Regions from separate parts of the Homo sapiens genome. Here region 1 is linked to region 2. A link is a loop called in an ENCODE intact Hi-C map of the cell type or tissue named here. Cell type or tissue: Calu3. All regions are shown on one strand. Each heading gives the region's core, and the rest is flanking DNA. Links, peaks and the distances in the headings are about the cores only.

Region 1 (2,818 bases), core at 192-2,691, 72 kb before region 2:
TACCACCATTTCATTTTATTTTTCTTATTAATATAAGAAGACAGGAATGTCAGGCCTCTGAGCCCAAGCTAAACTATCATATCCCCTGTGACCTGCACGTACACATCCAGATGGCCAGTTCCTGCCTTAACTGATGACATTCCACCACAAAAGAAGTGAAAATGGCCTGTTCCTGCCTTAACAGATGACATTATCTGGTGAAATTCCTTCTCCTGGCTCATCCTGGCTCAAAAGCTCCCCCACTGAGCACCTTGTGACCCCCCCACTCCTGCCCGCCAGAGAACAACCCCCCTTTGACTGTAATTTTCCTTTACCTACCCAAATCTTATAAAACAGCCCCACCCCTATCTCCCTTCGCTGACTCTCTTTTCAGACTCAGCCTGCCTGCACCCAGGTGAAATAAACAGCCTCGTTGCTCACACAAAGCCTGTTTGGTGTCTCTTCACACGGACGTGAGTGAAACACACAATGAAAAAAAGTAGGCCGGGCATGGTGGCTCACTCTGTAATCCCAACACTTTTGGAAGCCACGGCAGGTGGATCACTTGAGCCCAGGAGTTCGAGACCACTCTAGGCAACATGGCATAATCCCGTCTCTACCAAGCCAGGCCATGGTGGCACATGCCTGTACTTCCAGCTACTCGGAAGACTGAGATGGGAGGATTGCTTGAGCCCAGGAGGTGGAGGTTGCAGTGAGCCGAGATAATGCCACTGCACTCCAGCCTAGGTGACAGAGTGAGACCCTGTCTCAAAAAAAACTTATAAAGGCACAAAAAAACAAGTTGAATGTATTAGTCAAAGATATGCAAAAACAAGGCATGAATTAAATACCACTCTGTTATTATACTAATAATCTTTTAAAAAATAATGCTTATTATTAGAAAGGATGGATTGGTAGTATCAATTAAATTGCTATAACCTGCAAATCAATCTGCAGTATGTATGAAGCCATAAAAATGACTGCATTCTTTGGGTCATTAATCCCAATCTTGGCACTTTATCTTCAGAAAAAATTCATGAAATAATCATTAAACACCTCAGAATAAGGAGGTAGTTAAGTAAGTCACAGTATATTGATCCTTGGACTGTTATGTACATAAAAAATAATAAATTGGAATATTATAATGCAACCAGGGACACAGAAGTGTATAATGAAGAGTATGGCTCTGAAGTGAGACAGATGAGTCTCATTCCAGTTCTTTACTTCCCATATACAGAAACTTGAGCCACTCTGTTAATTCACTGAGCCTCAGTTTCACACATTGGTAGATTGGGAATGATAAATTTGTCTCAAACTACAGTTACGAGGATTAACTGGTGCCATGCTCTCACTATTGTCCTATAAGGTTAAGGACAGACAGAGGATGTAAAATTGCATCCTCTTTCTCAGTACAAGTGTGTAAAAAGCTTTCCTGTACTGCAAGCACAGAAGATAATGCAAAAAAATGCAACCAGGGGCTCTGTTATAGAAGTTGCATGATAAACATTTTTCATTCATTTCAAAAATTTTATTTTATGCTAAAGGTATTTTTTGAAATAAATTAAAATTTTATCCTAGAGTAACTCCAGACATTTCATCAGCTTTGACTTCAGAGAATTTCTCTATAATCTTTAGGGGAGAATCACTTCACTTCCAAAGGCTGACAGATTTGCAGGATTCCAGACCACGGGGGAATGTCCGTGTTTGGTGACCTTCTCAGGGCAGACATGAAGTTGGCATCCAGCCACTACTGTTACTCAGTCTCTGAAAACAGTGGAGTTGGGTGAAGGGTATACAAACACTTGCCAAATTCCAATGTATATGTCTCACCCAACAAGATTGGTACATACGAAGCAAAGTAGAATGCTGGATCCAATTCAGAGTTAAAAAGAAGCCCAAGATTTCAGTCACCCTGTCCAAACCAGACAGACCATGCAATCGTAATATAATTGTATTTGGTTCTTTCTTGGGGAAGGAAAATATCAGATTTGGGGAGACTGGAAATGTAAAGCAGTCATAGTAAACATAGGAAAAGAGAGATATTCATAATGGGTTAATACACCAAAAATTAAACATCATTTTGGCAAATAAAATTTGGTTATAATTAAACCAAAAAGCAAAGTGTGTCATCAGTTGTTAATGAGTTATTAAGACTCCAGAAAGCATAATGTCAAAAGAAAAATAAAACGACATTCTATGACTATGCAGGCTTGTGGAATATGAGCATACCTGCCTCATAAATTTTTGATGATGCCAAGTCAGTAAATCCTTAAGCAATTCTTGATGGTTTCTGTACCGGCCATAAATATTAAATTGCAGTGCATTCACTCAGGGTTGTCCACCCCTACAGTGATCCAGCCCTCCCCAGTTACAGAAAAGCCTCAATGGAAAGTGGATTAGACACAGTGGCCATCCCCAAGTCCAAAACATAACAGGACTAAGGGCCCAGGGCAGCAAACACTAGCTCCTCAAAGCAGTCAGGGCAGGAAAACATTCATCAGCATGCTCTCTCTCTTTTATAAGAGCTCAGAGAATCTGAAAAATCAAATTAGCAACAAGTGATGATCTCTCCAGTAAATACCATCTCTCTTGGGTTGTTAACATATGGCAGCTTCAAAGAAAAAGTACACAGCTAAAATGGCAGGAATGTGTACAGGAAGCCATAACTCATGATAATGCCAAGAAGGAAAACAAAATATTTCTTACCAAATTAATCACTGAAAAAACTGTGACCATATAATGAGTCATATTTAGCCAAGTAAAATTAAATTCTGCAAAACCTCACAAAATCAAATTTGGTTTATAAAGAATCAACCTTCATTCCTGAAAATCCTAAATT
Region 2 (2,818 bases), core at 147-2,646:
AGCATGCCTCAGAACTGTTCCCTAAGAGGCTGGGTAGGCTGGGGCATTATCCACCCCCACCCCTCCTCACACAGGTTCCGAGAACACCTGTGCAGACAGGCCTGATAAACCTGTTGGGTGCCTGAGTGGAAAGCCGACTGTGAGCACGGTTCCCAGTTGTGGAGGGAATCGGAGGGAGGCCGAGGGATTGGGACACAGGGCACCCAAACTGTCCGCTGCAGCATTGTCTAAGGAACTCACTTCTGATGTGTTGCTGCCCCGTAAACCAGGGAAAAAGGAATTAGAGAGACCTAGCAGGGCAGAGAGGGTCTATTATAGGGTGGCCTGAGCATATACCATTTGTTGTGGCAAAGATACATGAACTTCCCACAGGAATCAAGAGGATATCACAAAAGTTATTCCTCCAACAAGCAAATCCACTGGGCCAGAGGACCCCACAGAAGAGGGGTCAAATGATTTGAGTACCGATATCTGCCCTCAGAGGAACCTAGTTAACCCCTGAAGATAGTTAAAGCTCTCTTGGCTGCTGGCAGGATCTGAACATAACCCAGGGTGCTCTTCTACACGAGTTCAGAGGATTAAACAGTGTTTCTCAAAAGCTGAATTAAATTGTGATTTTTAAGAACAAAGTGACAACAAAAATAATAAAACATAAAGGATCTGATTGTATCTGGATGTTTACAGCTTCTTAAATCTTATCCTAAACTAAATTTTATTAACCTGGGAACCAAAGACCCTCTAAGGAGTGAACGAATAACTCAGGAGATCTGTGAGTCTCCTGAAAATACACTCAATAGTTTTCATATATGTACATGTGTACACGTGGTTTTGCAATAGAGGAAGTCCATAGCTTTCATCAGCTTCTCAAAATAAATAAATACTTGATCCCAAAAAGGTTAGCAGGCACTTATTTGAGTTATTAATTAGTATTTAACATTGTTCATGTTGATACAACTATTTTATTTCTACAGGAAAAGCACCACTCATTCAAAAATATTATATATACCCCTTGACTCGGAGAGCCTGTGAGAGCGGTTTCTGTCCAGGCTCTGGGCTGTGTGAGCTTCAGCCTGCCACCATGGCCCCCTGGTGGTCACTGTGAAAACAGCAGTGGGTAGCTGGCACACTGAAAGGCAGGTTTTAAAAAAATTTTAGCAACTAGGTAATTGTGTTAATATGCATTAGAAAAATTTCAGAAAGTTAATTTCAACTCATTATTTTCTAGTTACGGTAATAATACATAAATAACTTTAGTTTAGAAACCAGTGATCTAATTTAACCCCCTCATTTTCTGATGAAGGGAGTGGAGTTTGGAGAGGTTCAATAACTACACCAAGCCATATACAGCTGGTTGGTGGAAGAGAAAGGACCAGAAATGACCTCCTATCCAAGGTTCTGTCAAGATTCTGTGCAACTCCTTCTTGCTGGCAATTTCAGAAGAAAAGCTGAAGGAGCATTTTCCTCTAGGGCAACTGAATCCCAATAAAGTGAAGTCAGTCTCTCTCTCTCTCTCTCTCTCTCTCTCTCTCTCTCTCTCTCTCTCTCGATATTCACATATACGTTTGTGAACCTATATATAGCTACATATGCATATGTGTCACATTCACACATTCAATGAATATAGAATACAGATTATGGGCCAGACACTATTCTAGTCTCTAGAAATAGAAAGATAAATATAATACAGTCTTGTCCTCAAGGAGCTTATCATCTGTCAGAGTAAACAGATATTCAAGAAAACAGATGTATTTAAGACCTAAGCAGAAGTGAAGTCATTCAAGGTATGCTGTCATTCAAGGGAGAGGCAGTGTGACTGATGAGCAGAGCTTTGCAAGGATATTTGTTTCACTAAGTCTGGAAGAATGGGAAATAGTTGGTAACAACAATGGGGCATGAGCAAGATCATAGAATCTAGAAACATTCAGAACATGGGGGTAACATATAATATTTCAGTAAGTGTCTATTGCAGATGCTGGTAATGTCTAGTTAAATGCTGGGCAGCTGGGCAGGGGCTGGATCGTGAAGACTTTTAATGTCATGCTAAGCAACATGAATTTTATCCTGCAAGCAATGGGGAGCCATTGAGCATAACATAATACTTCTATCATGGCCTTGTGGAAGATGAATGAGAGGTGGTAATAATGGAATCAGAAATACCAGCAAGGAGACCACTGCAATAATCCAGATTTAAAGTGTTAAAGACCAGAACTAAGGCACTGACGTGCAGGTGAGACAAGTGAGTGGAAATGAGAGAGACAGACAGTGGACACAACAGGACTTGGTGACCAATGACTGTGGGGAGGGATGGAAAGGGAGGATCCAGAGATGCCTCAGAGTCCTTGCTTGGGTAACTGGGTAAATGGCAGTGAAAGTCATTCAGACTGGGGATATAGGAGAAGGAACTGAATGGGGAGAACAACGGTAAATTTAGTTTAAAAGATAGCAAACTTAGTAAAAGGCAAGGATAAAGAGATAGTAATGTTAAGGATAAAAAGATACTAAATTAAGTAAAAATAAGGGAGATGCTCAATAGAAAACTGAATTGTGGATTGGAATTCTGGAGATAAATCAGGGCTAGAGATAGAAATTTGGGAAAAAATAGTATAGAAACAGTATCTGAAGACTCAGAGCATTTGAGACCACTGAGAAAGAAGATACAAAGTGAGAAGAGAGGAAAAGCTAGAACAGAAGACAGAAGAACAACAATATTAAAGAGAAAGGGGCTGGGCATGGTGGCTCATGCCTGTAATCCCAACACTTCAGGAGCCCAAGGTGGAAGAATTGCTTAACCCCAGGAGTTTGAGACCAGCCTGGCCAA

The links. Hi-C counts contacts between places; a loop is a spot of excess contacts. Peaks named below come from ENCODE experiments on the same cell type or tissue, not always from the same donor. Only the 100,000 strongest peaks of a DNase experiment are listed, where the experiment ranks them.
Region 1: it touches region 2 in a loop (7-fold over the local background); 3 of 110 quality-filtered maps call a loop at or near these places.

What each region holds. Positions count from the first base shown.
Region 1 is chr1:231,827,314-231,830,131 of GRCh38, reverse strand. All of the region lies in intron 9 of DISC1 (DISC1 scaffold protein), which reads right to left. The region is part of intron 12 of TSNAX-DISC1 (TSNAX-DISC1 readthrough (NMD candidate)); the gene reads right to left. All of the region lies in intron 1 of LOC105373170 (a long non-coding RNA gene), which reads left to right. Among named protein-coding and RNA genes, the nearest start is that of DISC2, 10 kb to the right of the region's middle. In Calu3, for the core only: no CTCF peak of the experiment used is centred there; a DNase peak (open chromatin) is centred at 1,721.
Region 2 is chr1:231,755,244-231,758,061 of GRCh38, reverse strand. All of the region lies in intron 4 of DISC1 (DISC1 scaffold protein), which reads right to left. The region is part of intron 8 of TSNAX-DISC1 (TSNAX-DISC1 readthrough (NMD candidate)); the gene reads right to left. Among named protein-coding and RNA genes, the nearest start is that of DISC2, 62 kb to the left of the region's middle. In Calu3, for the core only: a CTCF peak has its summit at 1,089 (motif pointing left); a DNase peak (open chromatin) is centred at 1,071.